Linked DNA regions of Homo sapiens: region 2 is linked to region 1. Evidence: chromatin contacts called from ENCODE Hi-C or POLR2A ChIA-PET data. All regions are on one chromosome and are shown on one strand. The core of a region is the stretch at or near the end of the contact, and the rest is flanking DNA. Distances in the headings are between cores, read along the strand shown.

Region 1 (5,588 bases), core at 868-3,367:
CACAATCCCTCTTTATCAGATTCCTCATTATTCCCAGTGTCACCTGCACCCTTCTGCACTATGCAGAGAAGGTAGTGTGATTCGAGTGGAGTGTCCATGTGATGTGTTTCATTGTATTCTTTTCTTCTCTTCTGTTCTGTTTCTTTCCCTTCTCTTTCCTTTCCCACCTCATTCTGTTTTTCACTTTTTTCTTCTTCATTTCTTTCTTTCTCCCTCCCTCCTTTCCTTCCTTCCTACCTTCTTTTCTCTCCCTCCTTCTCTCCCTTTCTTCCTTTCTTCCTTCTCTTTTTCCCACCTGCCTGCCATAACGATCATGTCTTGCCTGAAAGGACAATGATTAATAGCATTTCCTTACATTTGTATAGTTTTTTTAAGTACTGTCCTCTATCCATTTCAACGATTTCCTTTGTCGTCTCACTTGATCCTTCATACCAGCCCCCATGAAATGAAGCAGAGCAGCCATTTCTAAAATTATTGAAAAGGAGGTCACGCAATGAGTTAGTAACAAAGCCAGGACAATGAGCCATGCCACTCATTTGTTTATTCATTCATTCATTTATTCATATTGAGTTCTGCACTGTAAAATTCATTACAGGTTCTTACAGGGAGTCAGACTTCATGCATGCCAGAGTTCTGTACCAGAGGGCCTCACCAGTGGCAGGTGCTCCCGCCCAGCACGGAGAAGTCAGTCAGGTGGGACTTTTCATGACAGTTACTAAGAAGTAGGAAAGGAATGTCTGGAAAAGTGCAGACATTCCATGTTTATCCTAATTCCTTGGTGGGACCAACCAGAGGAAATGCTAAGTACCCTCCTGTCTCCAGTAACCCTCATCCAGCCGGAGATCCTTTATTTCTCCCCATTGTCTCTACATATATCTATTACAATATGCACAACACTTCAATCCATTTATTTACATACTTGTTTATCTTGAACAGCTAAACTACTGGCTCCTGAACATTAAGACTTAGCTCAGCACCCAACACACTATGTGTGGGCACCTAGACATTTGGCGTGAGTGAATTAATGCATGAAATTCAGGATTGTACTATAGCATACTTCCTCCAGAACATAGCAGGAACCTGGAGGCAGAAGGGCCAGTGCACTGACTGCATCGGCCTCTTTCCTTCTGCCCCTGAAGTCTACACTGAATGACATTGGGTCGATTTTCCTGGTCAGACTTAGTAAGAGACTTGTTAGGGGCAACAGCAGAGGAGGGCTTGATATTTGGCTCTTTGCTGATTTGGAGACAAAGAGGCAAAGGGGAACAGTTCTTATCAAAACATTTAATTATCTAGACTCTCCTAAGACATAAATTCTTCCTGCAAATATCTCTACATGCTTTAAAAATATTCAGAGTAACAGGTTTCCACTTATAAGTTATGAAGTTTAAGAATGGTTAAGTACTCTCTGTAGTCTGAAAAAAAATAGCATTGCATCTAAAGGAAGCTAACTTTCTCTAGAAGAACAATTTTAACAGTGGGGGAATCTGTCCCCACACTTGGGCCAATGTTTATGACAAACCATCAAGCTCATTAAAACTCCCAGAGAAGAAAGCAAAGAGGATGGTACTTGGTCCTTGATTAAGGTTTTGCCATTGAATCCTTCAACCTCCTACCACTGCTTCTAGCTGTCAGTTCCAGAATTTGAAACGCGGTGGAAGAGGCTAGTGGGTGTACAGAAAAACCTTCCTTGTGAAGCAGGGCAGTTTCCTCACACTCTGACCACAATCAAATACCATTAACTTACAAAAGACACAGGCTGCAAAGCTGAAGAGAAGGAGAATTGTATTCCCCGAGACAGCCTGAAACAGGCAAAAAAAAAAAAAAAAAAAAAAACAGGGAGAGAACGCAAATAAGACTGCCTGTGTGTTGAAGCCCCAGGAGAACAGAAAAAGATATAAATTATAAAACTGTTTATACTTAATGCACATATCTCTCCAGATGAGGCAGCCCTAAAACATTTCCACAAGCTAGTGATAGAGGAAATTTTTAAAAAAGCAACTTTTGCAGAAACCCGCAAGTGAGTACTTGATCTTGCTCAATTTCAATTTGTTTCTTTAGGAACTTTTTTCCATAAACGCAGGCCTGGGAGCCGAGCAGTACGTGCAGAGGGCCCATCTTCTGAGGGCCCAGGGACCTCCATGTTCCATTCCCATGCCAAGGAAAACACAGACGGAGAAAATGATCACCTCCAGAGGACTGCTTTTCATCACTGTACTCCGTATCAGGAGAAAGTGTGTGTTCACAGAGACCGAGGGACCCAGACTGTATACTGACATCTGCCTTAGAAGGGTCCAGGGAAAGTTAATCAGATTTTCTTGAGCCACAATTTGACCACCAACTCAGGTAGGAATACCTGAGAGTTTTAGGCACTCCTTACATTCAAAATGATGGTAATTTTGTGTGCTTTCATTGGCACAGGGTCTCCATCAGTCCAAATCCCAAAAATGACATCCCTACAACAGATGGTTCAAAGTGCAAACAACTTTGCCAGCTGAAGTGGTGGAATCTTTGAAACCAAGGAGCAAAAAAATCATAGAAACAGAATTCTAGAGCTGGTATGGTCTTTAAGAAATGATCCGGGTCAGCACCAGCATTTGCAAAAATAGTGTCTAAGTGTTGCCCAAGAGATGAGTATTGGTCTAATTGTAACAGTCTTTTGCAGAGTGAAGGTAAGAGAAATTCACTTTCTTTGCTCTACTCTTAGGCACAGTGTGTATCTTTTCTTAGATAAGCATAGCTTGGAAAAGTTCACACAACTGGGATTGTTCAACCCCACAGAACCAGCCTTGTTACAAAGTTCCATTTATGGCTATTAAATCTTTTTTCTTGATATCAAACAGAACAGGGCAAGCAGGTACCCAAACAGAATGGCTTTAAAAGATAAATAAAATAAAATAAAATAAAATAAAATAAAATAAAATAAAATAAAATAAAAATGAAAAGATGTTTGCTATAAATGAATCCCCAATTCTGTAAGAAAATACTAAGAGAATGTTCTTTAGAAGGTCATGGGATATGTAAGTAATAAAGAAGAGAAAAATGTTTTAAGAAACAGAATAAAGGCATGGGAAATTGATTGTCAAAGCATTATTTGAAAGCTTTCTTAAATTTAGTATAATATCCAACAGAATATCTCCTTCATGGTGATACTAATCTCTCTTTGAAAAGAATCAACACAAAATCTCATTAATTTGAGTCACACTATTTCAGAATTCAGGATAATTCAAACCAGACAGCTAAACTTACTTTTGTAAGTTACTGCCAGGTCTCTTTAAAAACTCAGTGCCAACAGGAAAAGACAGAAAAATAGTTTTAGCACTTTACAAACATCAACTTACATACAAATAAATATAATATTATAATTTTTATACATACATGAAAAGTTACATGAAAATTCTAAATGGCAACACTTTGTTAATTCTGACACAGCACAGAAGGGAGCAGTCAGTTTTTCCCTGGAAAGACCTGATTTCTGCATTTTCCAGGCCGTTTTCTAGCTGTGGGAGCTTGGGGAAAACCACCTGATCTCCCTGGGTCTCCGTGGCTTCTCTATAAAAGGACAGTTATTTTAATAACACGTCACCAAAGGACCAGAGGCTTTCTTGAGCCCTCCAGCTTTTAGGTCTCTGTTATAACTTTCATGTAAATACCGTGTGTTTTTCTTTTAGATCTCCTCTTTAGTTCAAATTTCTTTATAAGTTTAAACTGATCCATCCACAAATGAATTCAAATGAACAAGATTTTTTTGCACAACACACATCTTTCAGGCTACAATCTGAAATATATGTTGACCAAAGGAATATATTTATCTTCAGTGCTGCTGTGAGCACAAACAGAACAGCAAACCAAACAATGACGATGGATGACGATGGTGATGATGCACTTGCTTCTCATCTCGTTCATTTCTGTAGCAGTCTCTGCCTTTTGGAGCCTAATGATCATGGAACTAAACAGCGATGGAATAGCAGTCCGTGCTGCTTAGTATCTGTTTCTTTGCTATTTCATAACCAACTTGTAGTTTACTAAAAAACTTCTTCATAACCCAGCTCAGGTTATATGACTAATTCAAATGAGACCTTGAAGTCAAAGTATCCTGTGTATATAGTAGTATATGGTGATATTCTCACTTGAAAATTAATACCATAATATTATTGTTATCTCTCAGAGAGGAGAGCCTCAACATCTAATGAATTATGACGTAAATAAGAAAAAAAGGGAGGAAAACACAGTATGGGATTTAAGTCACAAAAATGATTTTAGAATCTAATTGCTATTTACTTAACTGAATTTGTTAACTATGTGGCTTTGGGTAAGTTACCTAATCTCTCTATGCTTCAGCTTCTTTACTCATGAAGTGGGCATAATTATTCCTAATTCATCATGAAACTGAATGGCTACATGAGATAAGGGATGAGATAGTGCCTCGCCCGTTATCTGCCACAGAGGAAGTATTTGTAAATACTTGGTACTTCCCTTTCATACAGACATTCGTTAGCCCAAGGAATGCAAAAATATTCATCTTTACCTGTGATAGACAGACAACGATTCTCACTTAAGGCTTTTTATAAAGAGAAAGTCATTTTCCGAAGGTTTTCCATTAATATAATCAGAAGAATTTCAAATATCCATAAAACACAGAGACAAGAAAACAAGTTTCTTGACTGTTTTCAGCCCTGGCTGTTGATATTGGTTTCACTCCCGCCACTCCCAACAACTTGACTGTTGTCTCCTAAAGCGCAGGCACAGGGACTTATCTTGGCGTCCCCTGCCAAGCCTTGCAGAATCCTCACATGGAGTATGTGCGATGTGAATATTTGTTGAGCCAAATTTATCTCAAAATTCTTCTGTCCATCAAGACAGATTGTTTTTAACTCATATGGTATTTGGATACAAAACAGTCAACTTTCATGACCCCTGATGGGTCAGCAGATCAGAGACTGCACAAGAAAAACACTTGACATCTGTGAATGCCAACTAAGATATTCATGTTTCCTGGTTCTGTCAAAATACCCTTATCTCTAAGTAGAAAGAAAGGTTAGTATTCTGAAGGCATGTCAGAGGTTTCCTATTTAAGTCCCTCCCTAGATCACAGTGAGCATTCCATTCACTGGTGACAAAAAGACTGGTACTAATTTATTATAGAATTCTTAGCAACCAATACTTTAAAGAGTCATGAAAACCACATGTTCATTCCCTTGGCCTTTCAAGCACCCACTTCCATGGGGAAGAGCTTTTGCCCTCAGCCAAACGAGTACCCTTTCTTTTACAAGTATCATCATAATTTATATTAATGAAATTTTGACGATGTTTGAAGATTGTTCATTGACTTAATAGAGGTTTGCATAACTACCACATGCCAGACAGTGTTCTAGATGCTGATGCTTATTAGTATTAGTAGTATGAACAAAGCATCTCCCACTCGCTACCCCCCCCACACACACCTGCTCTCTTGTACTATACATTCTAGCATCGGAGGGACAAACAGTAAACAAAGAAGGGAAATATAGTAAATCTGATAGCGAGAAGTGCTTAGAGAAAAAAAGTAGGGAAGAAGCTTCTAGAGAACAGAGGGGAGTCAGGTCTTG
Region 2 (5,588 bases), core at 1,439-3,938, 160 kb after region 1:
CGAGCTCCAGAAATATACGTAAGATTCCCGTCAAATCTTTGGCTAAATAGTAATCTGTGCATGTGCAGGGTGAAACTCCACAAGGCAAAACAAAAATTGACTCAATTCCAAGAAGATATAAACTGAACAATTCCGAAAGCCTAGAAGATATTCCAGTACTTGTCGCTCAGGATGGCGAGACCTTGTTGAACATGGAGAGGATTGAGGAAAAACATCAGAAAAGTCACATCTTGGTAGTATGGCTAAACTATCCTCAAAAATAAAGCCTCAAAGGCATTAAGCCAATCCGTAAATAACTTAACAGCCTGCCTAAAAAAAACCTAAAGATTTTTCAGGAAAGACCACAAAATGCAACATTCAACAATATAACATTCATAATGTCCAATATCCAATAAAAATCATTAGACTTGTGAAGCAGCAACAATTAAGGAGGAAAAGATGAGCCAATAGAAACAGACTTAGAAATGACAAAGATAAGAAAATTTGCAGAGAAGGATTTGAAACAGCTGCTATATAATTACATGATTTAAATTGAGATTTAAAGCAAGGATTGGCAAATTTTTCCTATAAAGAGCCAGATAGTAAATATTTCAAGCTTTGTAGGTCCCATACAGGCTCTGTTGCATATTTTTATTTTTTATAATCCCATATAATGTAAAAACCATTCTTATCTCACAGGGCATCCAAAAACAGGCCATCAGCTAGATTTGTCTCACAGACTGTAGTTCACTAACCCTTGATTTAAAAAAAAAATCATAACATATAGAAAGAAATGACAGATGTAAAAACAAAAGAATCAAGTGGCTCTTCTAGAAATAAAAGCTACATTAGCAAAGTTAATAAATTTACTGGATTACAGCATATTAAAAGATCAGTAAGCTTGAAAACAGCAATAAAAACTATCCAAAGCAATGCATGACACAGAAAAAAAACTGAAATAAATTGAATGAATCTTGGTGACCTGTGAAACAACTTCTAGCAAGCTAGTAAATGTGTAATTTGAGTTGTAGAAGGGGAGAAGAACAGAAATTGTATTTGAAAAAATAGTGGCTAAAATTTTTCCAAATTTGATTTTTAAGAAACGCCAGTTCACACCATAATCAAATGCCAAAAACCAATGATAAATAGAAAAGTTTAGAAGCATATACAGAAATAAAATGCATTACATTATCTAAACGGGGAAAACATAACTTGTCTGGACTTCTTATCAGAAATATTGCAAGTCAGAAGACAATGGAATTTCAAAGTACTAAATTAAAAGTCTTTCTTTACCTCTCTGCTAATCTGCCTCTCAATGAGTGTAGTAATAATTCTTAATACACATAATTTCTATAAGGACTGAATAAAATAATACCTCTTACTTTAAAAACTCTGAATATGAAATTTGTTATACTATTATTGTTAGTATTAACAATAATACTGTTAGTAATAATATTGTTACTGACAATAGTATCGTTAGTAATAATATTGTTACTAACAATAGTATTGTTAGTATACTGTTATTGTTAGTATTACTGTTCCTATTCTTATCTATTATTATTTCTATTATTCTATTTAAACATGAAGTAATCACACTTTCATATCTATACTACAAAATCCCAGACTTCTAGTATGGTAATCTGCCCTAAAGGATCTTTCAGGTTCATCTCCCTCTTCTCCCACATACATTTGCCTATTGGATTACTCCCTGTTCTCTGGTCCACTGTTTTATCACTTCTACGCCTTTGCACATACTTTAGCTAACCATTTTCAAGGCCTAGCTCAATGCACACGTCTGTTAGAATCTTTCATTGTCATCTTTCCAGAAGCAATTTCTTCCTCTTCTATGTTTCCCATATAAACATTTATACCAGTATTTCTCAAACTTTCACGTGCATAAGAATCATCTGGAGGGACGCCTGAGAGCTGGATTGTCATGAGCTCCTAAATGCTGTCAATGCTGCTGGTCTGAGCAGACCCCACTTTTGAGTAACAAGGTTTTATGCCTTTTCTTATGATTATATTTCTATTGTCTCGCCTTCTAGAATAACTCTTTAAAGAAGAGAACTGACTTACTTTTGCTTTCGTAATTATCATGGCACCTAGTAAGGGACTATGCAGCTAATTAATAATAAATAGATGATAGATAGAGAAATAGATATCATCTTAGCCAAACTCCTGGTTCCTAGTCAAACCAAACCTCACCTCTTGACACTTATTAATCCGTATCCAGTTTTTAAGTGTTGAGGGAAGGTGAAAAACCTAAGGTCTCTATGAAGCCATTTACCAATGTATAGCCCACTACACCATGATAGCTATCTGAAATTATGAGAAATTCACTGAGAATGATACTGTTGATAAAATTTTCACTCATCTTGCTGAATTTAAAATGTGAATTTGCTGAAACTTATTCTTGACACAAACACCATAAGTACCTTCTGTTTCTTGGGTAAAAAGGAGCACATGTGTGATATGCTGTATTCTGAGTAGGAAGATTGTTATAACTGAAAACAGAAAAGCATTTCTTCCAAACTCTTATAAACTTAATGGAGTCTCTGCATTTCAAAAGCTTCAGAGACTTTTTCTTCCATTCCCTACCCACAAACTCCATGCTCTGCAGGCTCCTGGATAGTGCTGCCTAACTATACACTGTATCCTGTCATGTGACTGACAGGGCCAGCTAGCAGCACCTCAACATTGTTTTGTACTGCAAGACTCAACATGTGTTTCCCCTTTGCAGAAATTACATCATGTCTCAGGAAGTCTCCTCTCTCCAACAGAACCAGCGGATATTCTCAGCCAAGGCTTTGCAAGTAAGAAAAGAAGATAAATGGATCCTGGTGCCGTTGTTTAAAGTGTGCATGCTTGCTACAGAGTCTTCATTTCATAGTCCAGCCTCAACCAATTCACCTATGCATTACGTTCCCACTGCCTCGCTTCTCACTGAAACGAACAAGACATGGGTGAGGAGGAAAGTTTGCACTTGTTGTCTGTGCACTTCTTACATAAAGTACAATTGTTTTCTATCCTTGGCCTTTGACCAAAAGTGAGCCAGCTAATAGTTTAACTTCCACTCAAACAAACATTTTAACCTGTAATCAGAAGAGTTGAAAATAGCAAATTTCTGGGGATTCCATTTCTTTCATGATACCTTCTCCACTTTCTCAGAAGAAAACTAACAAAACATGCTTGCCTTACTTAGTTTGAAAAAAATTGAGACTGCTGTCTTTACTCTTCACCCAAAAGATACGTTCCTTTGTTCCTCAATCTGAAATGCATTTCCCATATCTGCATATTACATTAAAATCTTCCTTTCTAATATCTTTTTAAAGGACTAGCTTTGTGTTCAACTCTTACTAAGCCCTATATATCCCCATCATGGTTATTTGTCACAGGTTGCAAGCAACCAGATGCCGGAGACAGAGACAACATGATTCTCTTTTGTCAACGCTCAGCAGAGCACTATAGATAATTTACAGCTTTTTTGAATATGATGATAATCCTAATGCGCCCTTACATTTTAATAACACCTACGAGTTTTTTAATGATTTTCTGCCTGTGATATTACCATCATCATTCTTTATTTTAGAAATATTTGTTGAGTATTTGCTCATGAAAGGCACCATGGAAGGCATTCATAGGGATTATGATGAGTCTCTGCCCTCATTTAAGTTATATTCAGTGAATGTTTATTGAGCTTCTCTGAGGTGATATTTTTTTAAAGGGTTATAAATTTCTTGGTCGGGTGTGGTGGCTCACACCTGTAATCCCAGCACTTTGAGAGGTAGAGGTGGGTGGATCGTTTAAGGTAAAGAGTTTAAGACCAGCCTGACCAACATGGTGAAACCCCGTCTACTAAAAACACAAAAAATTAGCTGGATGTGATGCTGCACGCCTGTGGTCTCAGCTACTCAGGAGGCTGAGGCAGGAGAATTGCTTCCATTCGGGAGGTAGAGGTTGCAGTGAGCCGAGGTCGCACCAGTGCAGCCTGGGCAACAGAGCGAGATTTCATCTAAAAAAAAAATGTTATAGATTTCTCCATTATGTACATCAGAAATGTGAGGTCCAGAAATATTTAATGATTTTCCCAAGTCCACTTAGTTAGCTCTGGTACAAAGGATGTAGCAAACCACAGGTTTTGTGACAGAGATTGATTCGAGCCCAGATGGCCAGAAGTTGCCTGCATCATTGACAATTAGTTTCCAAACTAAGATAACAAATAAATTATAAGGCCTTGGCATACTGGAAGAAACATCAGACTAGCAATCAGGATATTTGGATTTGGATTCCATAAATATAATAAATTTAAATAATAAATTTCCTAATGCATTGAATAAGGATAGTAGTTTTAAAACAGTATTACTCAGAGTCCTAGGGTTCTAAGGAAATGACTTAGGAGTCTTTGAGTGGAGTAATGGGAGGATGAGTTGGCTCCAAGCAATCTGCTCCAGATTTAATCAGAGCTTTGATCTGTTTTATATATTGATGTTCTGCATGTAATCTTAATCTTAAAAAGAAATTATTTTTTTAAAAAAACAATAAAAACAAAAATAACTTAGAAACCAATTAACTGAGTGACCTTTAAAACCTTTTTCAATTCTGATCATCTATAACTTGGTAAACTTTTCAACATTATCAGCCAAGAGTCTGTTTCTTCTTCATTTGGGATGGTTAACAAGGGGCTTAATTCCCAACAGACCCATTGATACGGTAGACTGTAGAGTTTTGCTGCTCAAAATATGGTCCATGTATCAGCAGCATCAGCATCACCTGGAAGTTTATTAGAAATACAGAATCTCAGGCCCCACCCAGATCTCCTAAATTAGAATTTGAATTTTACCAGGGTTTCCAGGTAATTTGATGAACAATAAAGTTTGAGAGGCATTATCTACAAGATTTTGGAATCTTTCTTGGTTGACTTGTATCATTGGTTCCCGTCACGTTCTCCTCACCATGGTTTATACCAGGAAGATTAGGATAGCTGACATTTGTGCTCTGTCCTTCCTCTCTATGGCCCCAAGGGAAAAGGTAGAGTCAGTATTTGCCATTTTTGCCCATGTCTTAACTAACAACTTAACAGTCACCATCTACCAATGTATCGTTATAAATGTCCCTATAGTACCCATGACCATTTGGGATGTCAGGGATATTGAAAACAGCTCTTCCCTAGTAAATCTGAGACCCCTTTGATGAGATCATCTTTTTAACCCAGTCCAATTCTGAGACTCACTAATTTTATAATACAGACATTCATAACAAAAAAACTCTCAGATCCTTTACAAATTGCCCCAGGCTTGTCCATGTGTTATTAAAGTTGGGCTGAGTAATAAATGCTATAAATGTCTTAGGAGACAGCACTCATGCCCAGTGAGCATGACATCCCATAATAGACCTATTTGGCTTGTTACCCTGGCGCCTTTCTCCACCCTGATCTCTGGAAACCAGAGAAAGGCAAACATTAGAATGTCAATCCAAAGCTGTAGACATGGGTATAAGATGCTTTGCTTGGAGAGTTTTCATAAGATCATATTTCTGGCCAGATTCATATTACTTCAGAGTTGTAGTCAGAGGCGATTTTTTCATTAGCATTTCTTTTCCCAGAAGGAAAA

What was found. Hi-C counts contacts between places; a loop is a spot of excess contacts on that map. ChIA-PET counts read pairs that join two places held with the same protein, here RNA polymerase II (POLR2A).
Region 2: a loop to region 1 is called in a map with no recorded cell type, with 2.0 times the contacts of the local background. The contact joins two enhancer-like sites. A Hi-C loop is called at or near these places in 1 of 37 single-sample maps with no recorded cell type. POLR2A ChIA-PET finds 5 or more read pairs at or near these places in 2 of 52 experiments (PC-9 and Panc1).

Annotation. Positions count from the first base shown.
Region 1 is chr11:122,333,024-122,338,611 of GRCh38, forward strand. All of the region lies in intron 1 of MIR100HG (mir-100-let-7a-2-mir-125b-1 cluster host gene), which reads right to left. Among named protein-coding and RNA genes, the nearest start is that of MIR100HG, 87 kb to the right of the region's middle. Within about 2 kb of position 2,118, at least 4 of the 41 ENCODE cell types and tissues checked have a DNase peak (open chromatin) inside an H3K27ac peak, as active enhancers do.
Region 2 is chr11:122,488,998-122,494,585 of GRCh38, forward strand. No RefSeq gene overlaps it. Among named protein-coding and RNA genes, the nearest start is that of TRK-TTT2-1, 68 kb to the right of the region's middle. Within about 2 kb of position 2,689, at least 2 of the 41 ENCODE cell types and tissues checked have a DNase peak (open chromatin) inside an H3K27ac peak, as active enhancers do.